Regions from separate parts of the Homo sapiens genome. Here region 2 is linked to region 1. A link is a contact called in ENCODE Hi-C or POLR2A ChIA-PET data. All regions are on one chromosome and are shown on one strand. The core of a region is the stretch at or near the end of the contact, and the rest is flanking DNA. Distances in the headings are between cores, read along the strand shown. Region 1 has its middle 53 kb from the start of PPP2CA-DT. Region 2 has its middle 20 kb from the start of PPP2CA-DT.

Region 1 (5,429 bases), core at 1,712-4,211:
TCAACCAAAGACTGGAAGGTAACCCATGCAGACTTTTGAGCACCTTCTCTACATAGCATTTCTCTTCTCTAGTACTCTGCCTTGCAAATTCTGGTCACCTTGGCCTCCCCAAGCTTCTATCCCTACCTCATCAACTCAGCAAAGCTGCCAGGCTCTCCTTGGGTTATGCCATCCTGTGCTGTGGTCCAGAAATTGCCTCTAAGCAAAAAGCCTATGTAATCATAGTGCTCACCTCATTCATTTTCCATCTATAAGGGACTATGGTCCGGGTTGGCTGTTGCCCAATGTCTAATGCATTGTTTCAGATACTTTTTTCCATTATCCTAGCTTTTACAAAGGAAGAGTAAGTATCATGCCAGTTGCTCCATCATGGACAGAAGTAAAAGCTCCTCCGTTTTCTGTGGTGTGTGTTTGTTTTAAATTTCATTATTTTTTACTTTTGTCTTATTTATTTCTCTCTGGGTTTAATTTGCTGTTCTTTTACTCACTTCTTGAGATACAAGCTTGGATCACTGATATTAACCTTCCTTCTTTTCTAGCATATGCATTTTACACATTTCCATCCAACCACTGTTTTAACTACATCTCAGAAGTTTTGATATGTCATATTTTCATTATTAGTTTCACATACTTTCTAATTTCTAATGTGATCTCTTTTTTGATTAATGGATTACTTAGAAGTGTACTGCTTAATTTCCATTTTCTAATTAGTTTTTATAATTCATTTCTACCTTAAGACTATTGTGGTCAGAGAGTACATTCTGAGTGCTTCCAATCTTCTGAAACTTTGTTGAAGCTGGCTTTACTGTCAAATTTTATAAATTCACCTGTATACTTAAAAACAGTGTATATTCTAGCTGGGCATTATGCCTCATGCCTGTAATCCCAGCACTTTGAGAGGCTGTAACGAGAGGATCACTTGAGGTGAGGAGTTCAAGACCAGCCTGGGCAACATAATAAGACCCTGTCTCTACAGAAAAATTTTTAAAAAATAACTGGGCATTGGTGGTGTGTGCTTGTAGTCCTAACTACTTGGGAGGCTGAAGTGGAAGGATTGCTTGAGCCCAGGAATTCAAGGCTACAGTGAGATGTATGATGATGCCATTGCACTCCAGTCTGGGCATCAAAGTAAGACCCTGTCTCTATAAAAAATTTTTTAAGGCCGGGCGCAGTGGCTCATGCCTGTAATCCCAGCACTTTGGGAGGCCGAGGTGGGTGGATCACATGAGGTCAGGAGTTTGAGACCAGCCTGGCCAACATGGTGAAACCCTGTCTCTACTAAAAATATGAAAAATTATCCAGGCATAGTGGTGCATGCCTATAATCCCAGCTACTCAGGAGACTGAGGCAGGAGAATCACTTGAACCTGGGAGGTGGAGGTTGCAGTGAGCCGAGGTCACGCCATTGCACTCCACCCTGGGCAATAAGAATAAAACTCCATCTCAAAAAAAAAATTTTTTTTAATATATATTCTTATCCTCAGTGCAGTGTTCTATTATGTCAACAGAGTCAAGTTTACTGTGTTATTTTGATTTTTATGTCTTTACTGATTTATCATGTGCTTGTTTTATCAACTATTGAAAGGTTGTGTTAAATCTACCTTATTAATGTTGATTTGTCTATATTCTCCTTTTAGTTCTGTCCATTTTTGCCTTATATATTTTGAAACTATGTTATTCAGTGCATATATATTTAGAATTGTTATATCTTCTTGTGAACTGGACTCTATCATTAGAAAATGTCCCTTTCTATCTCTAGTTATTCTTCTTGCCTTAAGAGCTATTCTCTCTGATAATAAACAGCAACACCAGCTTGAGTGCAGTGGTGTGATCTCAGCTCACTGCAACCTCCGCCCCCGGGTTCAAGTGATTCTCTTGCCTCAGCCTCCCAAGTAGCTGGGATTACAGGCATGCGCCACCATACCCAGCTAATTTTTGTATTTTTAGTAGAGATGGGGTTTCACCATGTTGGCCAGGCTGGTCTCCAACTCCCTATCTCAGGTGATCTCCCCACCTTGGCCTCCCAAGATGCTGGGATTACAGGGGTGGGTCATCGCACCCAGCTCCAGCTTTCTTTCAATTATTGTTTGCACACTATACTTTTTCCAACTTTTACTTTGAGCATTTCAGTGTCTTATACTTAAGATATTTTTTATATGCAGCATATAGCTGGGGTTTTTTTAACTTTTCTTTTTAGATTGGAGTCTTACTATGTTGGCCAGGCTGGCCTTGATGCCTAGCCTCAAGCAATCCTCCTGCCTCAGCCTTCTGAGTAGCTGGAATTATAGGCACATGCCACCATACCCAGGTTATAGTTAGATAATTTTTAATCCAATCTGATAATATTCATCTTCTATTTGGAGTATTTATTCTATTTGTTTTAATGTAATTACTAATACAGTTGGAATTATACTTACCATCTTTGACTTGAGTTTAATACAAATTACTATTTTAATATTTCCCTGATAATGCTAAAATCTTAGAACACTTTATCTCTATTTGCCCTCTCCTTCTTGCTTTATTGGAGTCATGAGTTTTAATTCTACATATATTTTAAGCCCTCATATTACTATGATTAATCTTTACAGTCAATATTTATTTATATTTACTCACACATTTCCCCCTTTTGTTATTCTTCATTCCCTTCAAATTTCCTGTTTCCATTTGGGACTATTTTCCTTCTGCCTTAAGAACTCTCTTCAGGCCAGGCACAATAGCTCACACCTGTAATCCCAGCACTTTGGAAAGCTGAGGTGGGAGGGTCACTTGAGGTCAGGGGTTCGAGACTAGCCTGGTCAACATTGTAAAACCCTGTATGTACCAATAATAATAATAATAATAATAATAGCTGGGTGTGGTGGCAGGTGCCTGTAATTCCAGCTACTTCGGAGGCTGAGGCATGAGAATCACTTGACCCCAGTAGGCGGAGGTTGCAATGAGCCGAGATTGCACCACTGTAGCCTGGGCAACAGAGCGTCTCAAAAACAAAACAAAACAAAACAAAAAAAAACCTCTCTTCAGCTTTTATCTTAAGGCAGATCTTCTGGCAATAAATTCTTTCTGCTTATATGTTTGCTTAGGGGGAGGTTACAGTGAGCCGAGATCATGTCATTGCACTCCAGCCCAGGCAACAAGGGTAAAACTGTCTTAAAAAGAAGAAAAGTCTGTATTTTGCCCTCATTTTTGTCACAGAATATACGATTCTAGCTTGGCAGCTATTTTCTTTCAGTACTTCAAAGGTGTCATTTCATTGTCTTCTGGATTTCATCATTTTTGTTGAGATCAGCTCCTTTAAAGGAAACATGACTTCTTGCCTTTTAGATTTTCTTTTTATATTTGAATTAAGCAGTTTCATTATGATGTGCTTAGGTGGGGTTTTCTTTCTTTTTTTTTTTTTTGAGACGGAGTCTCACTCGGTCGCCCAGGCTAGAATGCGGTGGTGCTGTCTCGGCTCACTGCAACCTCTGCCTCCCAGGTTCAAGCAATTTTCCCACCTCAGCCTCCCAAGTAGCTGGGATTACAGGTGCACGCCAGCACACCCGGCTAATTTTTTGTATTTTTAGTAGACATGGGGTCTCACCATGTTGGCTAGGCTGGTCTCACCTGGTCTCAAGTGATCTGCCCACCTCGGCCTCCCAAAGTGCTGGGGTTACAGGTGTGAGCCACCATGACCAGCCTAGGTGGGGTTTTCTTTGTATTTTTCCTGCCTGGGGTTTACAGAGCTTCTTAAATACATAAATTTTTGTCTTTCATCAGTTTGGTAGTATTTTTGGACATTCTCTTCAAATATTGCTTCTGCCTTATTTATTTATTTATTTATTTATTTTATTTATTTATTTTTGAGATAGAGTCTTGCTCTTTCACCTAGGCTGGAGCGCAGTGGCTCAATCTCAGCTCACTGCAACCTCCACCTCCCGAGTTCAAGCGATTCTTCTGCCTCAGCCTCCCGAGTAGCTGGGACTACAGACACGTGCCACCGTGCCTGGCTAACTTTTGTATTTTTAGTAGAGATGGGGTTTCACCATATTGGCCAGGCTGGTCTCGAACTCCTGACCTTGTGATCCACCTGCCTCAGCCTCCCAAAGTGCTGGAATTACAGGCGTGAGCCACCACGCCAGCGCTTCTGCCTTATTTTCTCTCTCCTCTTCTTATGGGAACCTAATTATACTTAGGTTAGATCTTTCCACTCTGTCTTGAAGGGGAAACAAACTATGTGTTCAGACTGTTCATGTCTCTGATGTTGTCACTCTAGCTGTATGAAACTACTAGAAAGTTCTGTTAGTTTCTCTGTACCGTAGTAGGGGCCCTCTTCCAGAGCTAAGTCTGAATTCTCAGTTTTTTTCTTGTTTCAAGAATCAGTCTATATTCCCCAGGAAAAAGCCACTGCAAACCATCAGCTCAACTCTCTGGAATTATCCCCTCAAATCACTATTACATCATCAGCTCTCTGCCTTTAAACAGAAATTTCTTGCATTTCACCTGGCTTTAGTGGTTCTCAGTGGATGTTTAATTTTGTTGCAAACTATCATATCTAGAAGCATAAGTATCTTACGCCATATGTTTTGAGACTGCATTTTTATTATCATTTTCTATGTATTATTTTATTATCATTTTCTATGTATTATTATATGGAAATTATTATCTAATTTCCATTATTATTTCTTCTTTGACACCTTCAGAAAGTATTTTTTAAAATTTCGTATATATGGGGCCGGGCGCAGTGGCTCACACCTGTAATCCCAGCACTTTGGGAGGCTGAGGTGGGTGGATCACCTGAGGTCAGGAGTTCGAGACCAGCCTCATCAACATGACTAACCCGTCTCTACTAAAAATACAAAAATTAGCTAGGCATCATGGTGCATGCCTGTTATCCCAGCTACTTGGGAGGCTGAAGCAGGAGAATCACTTGAATCCAGGAGGCAGAGGTTGCAGTGAGCCAAGATCATGCCACTGCACTCCAGCCTGGGCAACACAGCAAAACAGTGTCTCAAAAAAAAATCATATAGATGGGTTTATATGGGTTATTTTTCATATTGGGGCAAAGTGTTTTCTTATATATTAAATCAAACTTAAATATTGTGTTATTCAAATCCGCATCCATACTTTTTCTTTGTTTCCTTGTCAGTTACTGAAAGAGAAGTATTAAGAATATCATGCTATGATAATGGATTCTTCAAGTTCTCATGTTCACTAAATTTATGCTTTATATATTTTGGTGCAAAAACTTCTTGGCTTTTATGCCTTCTCAGTGAATTAAATAATCATATGTAGTGTCCCTCTTTATGTACAGTAAGTTTTTTGCTTTATAATTTGTTTTTCCTGATAATATAGAGCCACACTAACTTTTTTCCCTGTTTGCCTGTTATATCTTTTCTAACATATATTTTCACTATTTCTGTGTCCTAATGTATATACATGTTTTTTGAGATG
Region 2 (5,429 bases), core at 1,852-4,351, 33 kb before region 1:
GCTAATTTTAAAATTTTTGTAGTGACATTGTGTTACCCAGGCTGGTCTTGAACTCCTGGGCTCAAGCAATCCTCCTTCCTCAGCCTCCCAAAGTGCTGGGATTACAGGCTTGAGCCACCATGCCTGGCTCCACCAGGTACTTTTTGATTGCATTGGTCTAGAATGTTCTAGACCTATCTTTGAAGAAGCTGAGGCACTGTATCTCAATGCCTGAGGGACTAGCCCTATCCACATATTGCCAGCCTTGGCTCGATGCAAAAAGTGGGCACAGGATTTCTAGGAAACCAGCCCAAACAGAATTAGGGGTTTTCTTTTATTCTTTGTGGTGCTTATTCCTCATTAACATAGCTTTTGCATTTTAGTTAGATCCCCAAGAAAGTACATGGTTTCATTTCTGTTTATGGGCATCAGGAAACTTTAAAAAACTACAGATAAAACGAGGTAACTTTCAAATATTTTAAAGAGCTGGAAAAGCCAGCACAGTGGCGTTCAGCTAGTAGTGCTAGCTACTGAGGAGGCTGAAACGGGGGGATCACTTGAGCCCAGGAGTTTGAGACTGTAGTGTGCAATGATTGTGCCTGTGAATAGCCACTGCATTCGAGCTTGGGCAACATAGTGAGACCTGTGTCTCTTAAAAAAAAAAAAAAAGAGCAAGATAGCAAAAGAGCAAGACAGCATCATATATCCCTGAGTTTGATAAAGGTCAGCGTGTTATAAGACAGCTCACAGAATCCAGGTGTAAATTTCTGTCAATAAGATTATTAAAAAGCTATGATCATGCTGTTAAAGCCATGCTAGTGGTCAACAGCTGGGTCGAGGAAAACGTCAAATGGCAAGGCCCAGAGCACTTAAGAAAAAAAAGAAATTATTAGGGCTCAGGTATAGAGTATTAAGTTAATCGCACTTTTCAGTTCATGGCTCATTATACTATGATCAGTCCATCCAAAGCCCCTTACTTTTCTTTTATTTTTTTTTTTAGACGGAGTTTTGCTTTTGTCGCCAAGGCTGGAGTGCAATGGTGCAAATATATACATATATATATATATATATATATATATATATATATTTTTTTTTTTTTTGGTTTGTATGTATGCATTCATGTGAAGTGTTGTCATGCCCAGGGTCAGGTTCTGGTCCATGCTGAGGTCCGAAGGCAGTGGGTGGATGGGTGGCAGATAGCTGAAAGAACACTCAGAGGGCTGCAGGCAGATGAAGTATGGTTTTATTCAGCGGCTCTCTTACACCGTCTGTCTCTGTCTTGGCTGCTTGCTCTGGCTCTGCGGCTCCTGCCGCTCCCACACACAGCTGCACAGCCAGCTCTCCCTATGGGGTCAGCAGCTTAACTCTTTCTCTCTCTGGGCACAAGTCAAGCCGAGCCCTGGCTCCCCTCTGTCCATCTACTAGATGGAGAGCTTTGGCTCTCTCTCTTTCTCTGGGTGTGTGCTGTATGCACAGTGTCAGCAAGGCAGTTGTACCTTATACGAACAATAGTGGCTCCGAGCTAGGTGATGAGCCTTCCCATGTTATGGCTACATAACTGTGATTATATTACAAATGGAGTTATGCACCGGCATGCCAATCCCACTGAGTCATGCAGGATGTTTACCTTGGTCTATCCTTGACCAAAGCACATCCATGTACCTTACAAGTGTGTTGTTTGGTTTGCATGTATTTTAATTTACATTAGTATTATTGTGTTATATATCTCATTCTGTCTTCCTTTTTTTCACTTCTCACTTTGTTTTTAAGACCTATGTATGTTAGGCCAGGCATGGTGGCTCATGCCTGTAATCCCAGCACTTTGGGAGGCTAAGGCAGCAGGATCACTTGAGCTCAGGAGTTGAAGACCAGCCTGGGCAACATGGTGAGACCCTGTCTCTACAAAAAATATAAAAGTTTGCCAGGCATGTGGTGCTTGCCTGTAGTCCCAACTACTTGGGAGGCTGAAGTGGGAGGACCAGGAAGTCGAAGCTGCAGTGAGCTGAGATCATGTCACTGCACTCCAGCCTGGGCAACAGAGTGAGATCCTGTCTTAACAAAACAAAAACAAAAACAAAAACAAACCCTATACATCTTGCTATGTAAACATCTAGTCCATGATTCTGACTGCTGCAGAGTACTCCATAGTGTGCACCCGCCACATTTGTCCTCTCTGCTTCCCCAGTACTGGGCACCCCCAAGTGCCTCCAACTTCCCACCACCAAGACAATGCTACCATAAGCAGCCACATGTGTGATTCATTTTGGGCCCATGTGGGAATCTTTAGGCAGTCTCTTGCTTATATGGTGTATTTATGTGCCTCAGAAAAGGCACCTTTTCAGCCAGGCATGGTGGCTCACACCTATAATCCCAGCACTTTGGGAGGCCGAGGTGGGTGGATCACAAGGTCAGGAGTTCGAGACCAGCCTGGCCAACATAGCGAAACCCCATCTCTACTAAAAAAAAAAATAATACAAAAATTAGCCGGGCATGGTGGTGTGCGCCTGTAGTCCCAGCTACTAGGGAGGCTGAGGCAGGAGAATCACTTGAACCCAGGAGGCGGAGGTTGCAGTGAGCCAAGATCGTGCCACTGCACTCCAGCTTGGGCAACTGAGCGAGACTTCTTCTCAAAAAAAAAAAAAAAAAAGGCACCTTTTCCTCCTGAAGGATGCAGCCCCAACAGTAAAGCTGAAGGTTCAGCAATGTGGAGCTCAGGTTGGGTTTCAGCTCCTACTCACTCCCTCAGGTGGAGCCTAGTTGAGGATATAGTCTGTAAAACTGTGGGACGTGGCCCCGCAAACAAACATCCCCTCATTCTCACTTCCACCAGGTTTCTGTTTGCAACATCTGTCCTGGTTGGTATAGGAAAGGGGAGGGTGTCAATTGACACAGAAATCTCATCATAGAATATGCGTATACTTAATTTGACCGATCAGTGCCATATTGCAAGAGCACTTTATACATGGGCAGACAACACAGTTTATGTGCGTTCCACAGGAACTGGAAAGTCAGGTATGGCTGCAGCACACTGGTGGTAGAGCAGATGTGCCTGCCTGAGGCCAAGGTACTGCACTCGCCCACTTTGTCTTGGAGATGACAGAGAAACATCTTTTCCCTTAACACTACTGTCTTCTCATGTGTAGAACACAAGCAATGTGACTGGCCTCATATACCCAGGTCAGCAGCTCTGAGTGGCTCTGCCACAAGTGGTGGAGCTCTGGTCCTGAGCCATCCTGCGTTTGCCCTTTGGTGAGCAACCTGTGCCAGACACAAATAGAGACTGACAGTTCCCACTGAAGGACACCAGGACAGGCATAGATTCAGCCATCCAGGACAGTTCTATTAAACTGGTAAGGTTTAAAACTCATCAGAAATTCTTAGAATTCTTGAATTGATCTGAATTCCATTCAGATACATTTAAGCTCTCTTAAAACAACCATGTATGGAGGTAAATGAAGCACCTAAATTATAAAGAGAGCTGTTACTCATTTTCATGCTGATGTTTTCTCATGTCAAATGAGGATAATCACAATGATAACTTCTATAAGAAGACAGAAGACACAATTCATGATGTTTTCGGAAGGAATCAATGAATTTTTCAGGTGATTTCTGAAAGAGGATCCCAGAAATCAAACAATGACTATCTTTCTTGTGCTCATGAACTTAGAATTACACCTCAGGACTTACAATAAGCCTGGGTAACAGCCCATTACGCAAGGATGTGAATCACTCTGAATACCACAGCTATGACCATTATTATGGGCAATTATAAGTAAGCAAGGAGGTGGGCTTTGTAAAACAGTATGAAGGAACAGAGGGAGAAAGGTATACACCAGTATGTGCATAAACAAACAATCAGAATCCAGAAGATATTTACTACCAAGGGGACCTAAACATAAAAACCATAATATAAGCTCGGCATGCAGAAAGATGAGCACAGGTTAAAACCTGGAGACGGCTGCTATGTGACAGGACAGACACAGGGATTCACAAATGGCCTGGATGGTTCCCCTAAGACAAAGACATCCACCATCCAGTGGTGCCTGACCTATCCTTTTTGAAGGGCTCAGCATGGCTTTATTCCCTTCTATCCCTTGCCCCAGAAATGCATCACCCCCTCAGGGTCCTAGAGCCTACCTGTTCCTGCAGTGTCTCTTGGTTAGATCCCCGTCCCTATATCCTCAGAGTCATTAACTAACTCACATCTTTGGGCTCTTGATGTTCCATTTAAAAAGGTCAGCATTGGCTTCTACTCCATGTGAATCCAGAGTCAGCATCTTTCCCTGCTGTGTCAGCCCAGGCCCTGCTCTTTTATCTTGAAGAATCGGCTCCTGTAGCTCATTGCAAGGTCTCATTTTGAGTTTGGATTCTCAGGCTACCTTTACCATCCTCCCTTCGACTTGATTCAAAGTCTAAAGTGTGCCATGTTTGTTTATTTGTGTATTTATTTATTGGATTTAAAATATCTTTCTCCTGAGAGGCTCAAAGCTCATAAAAATTTTTCAAGGAGCAGCTACTTAATAATGATTAAGAAGTTATGCTACCATATGACTAATCCAGAAATAGGCCCAAATTAAGGCAAGGAAGATTTGAGTTGGCTCCTGAGGAAGTATTTGACAAAAGAGGAAACACAAGGTTGGACTAGGCTATGGGCACAGGACTTGATGGGAACTTCATCTCATCCTGGAGTTCTTCAAGGAGACAGAGCCGGGGATCTCACATAGGCTATACTCGAGGATTGCCTGCCTGCAAGCAGGGAAAAGCCAGGGCTCCTTTTATATCGGGGAAAACTTCAGAAGGGTGGCTAGGTGTTATACTTTCAAGCTATAATTCTGTATTCTTAATGATTGAAAAGCACCTATTTCTAGAGTAATAATTAGGACTGAGAGCCTGCCTAGGATTCCAAGAGCTCAAATGACGGGACATGTCTGTCCTTCTGGGCCCTGGAGTGTGGGCCTGTTCACTGCTCATCTTCTTTTTTCTTTTTTTTGAGATGGAGTCTCCCTGTGTCACTCAGGCTGGAACGCAGTGGTGCGATCTCGGCTCACTGCAACCTCTGCCTCCCGGGTTCAAGTGATTCTCCTGCCTCAGCCTCCTGAGTAGCTGGGACTACAGATGCGTGCCACCACACCTGGCGAATTTTTTGTATTTTTAGTAGAGATGAGGTTTCACCGTGTTAGCCAGGATGGTCTCAGTCTCCTGACCTCATGATCTGCCTGCCTCAGTCTCCCAAAGTTCTGGGATTACAAGCATGAGCCACTGCACCCAGCCTCTTAGCCACTTTTATAGGGCCAAGGGAAGTGGAATCTTAAGTGCTAATGTCCATTTAGTTGAAAAAAACTTCCAAATAATCAAATCTTACCTGTTATATCCAAGCCACACTTGCCAGTTATCCATTCCCAACTACTATACAAGGTTTCTACTAAAGAAAACTTTCCAGAAGTATTGAA

The links. A loop is a pair of places that touch in the nucleus more often than their neighbours do. ChIA-PET counts read pairs that join two places held with the same protein, here RNA polymerase II (POLR2A). Pooled maps may share reads with other maps.
Region 2: a map of PC-9 shows a loop between it and region 1 (5-fold over the local background). The contact joins two enhancer-like sites. A Hi-C loop is called at or near these places in 14 of 168 maps with a recorded cell type or tissue (Caco-2, Calu3, HAP-1 and 10 more) and 4 of 50 pooled maps. POLR2A ChIA-PET finds 5 or more read pairs at or near these places in 14 of 52 experiments (A549, CD8-positive, alpha-beta T cell, Caco-2 and 11 more).

What each region holds. Positions count from the first base shown.
Region 1 is chr5:134,276,835-134,282,263 of GRCh38, forward strand. No RefSeq gene overlaps it. Among named protein-coding and RNA genes, the nearest start is that of PPP2CA-DT, 53 kb to the left of the region's middle. Within about 2 kb of position 2,962, at least 2 of the 41 ENCODE cell types and tissues checked have a DNase peak (open chromatin) inside an H3K27ac peak, as active enhancers do; they include PC-9, where a contact is called at or near this core.
Region 2 is chr5:134,243,915-134,249,343 of GRCh38, forward strand. No RefSeq gene overlaps it. Among named protein-coding and RNA genes, the nearest start is that of PPP2CA-DT, 20 kb to the left of the region's middle. Within about 2 kb of position 3,102, at least 10 of the 41 ENCODE cell types and tissues checked have a DNase peak (open chromatin) inside an H3K27ac peak, as active enhancers do; they include PC-9, where a contact is called at or near this core.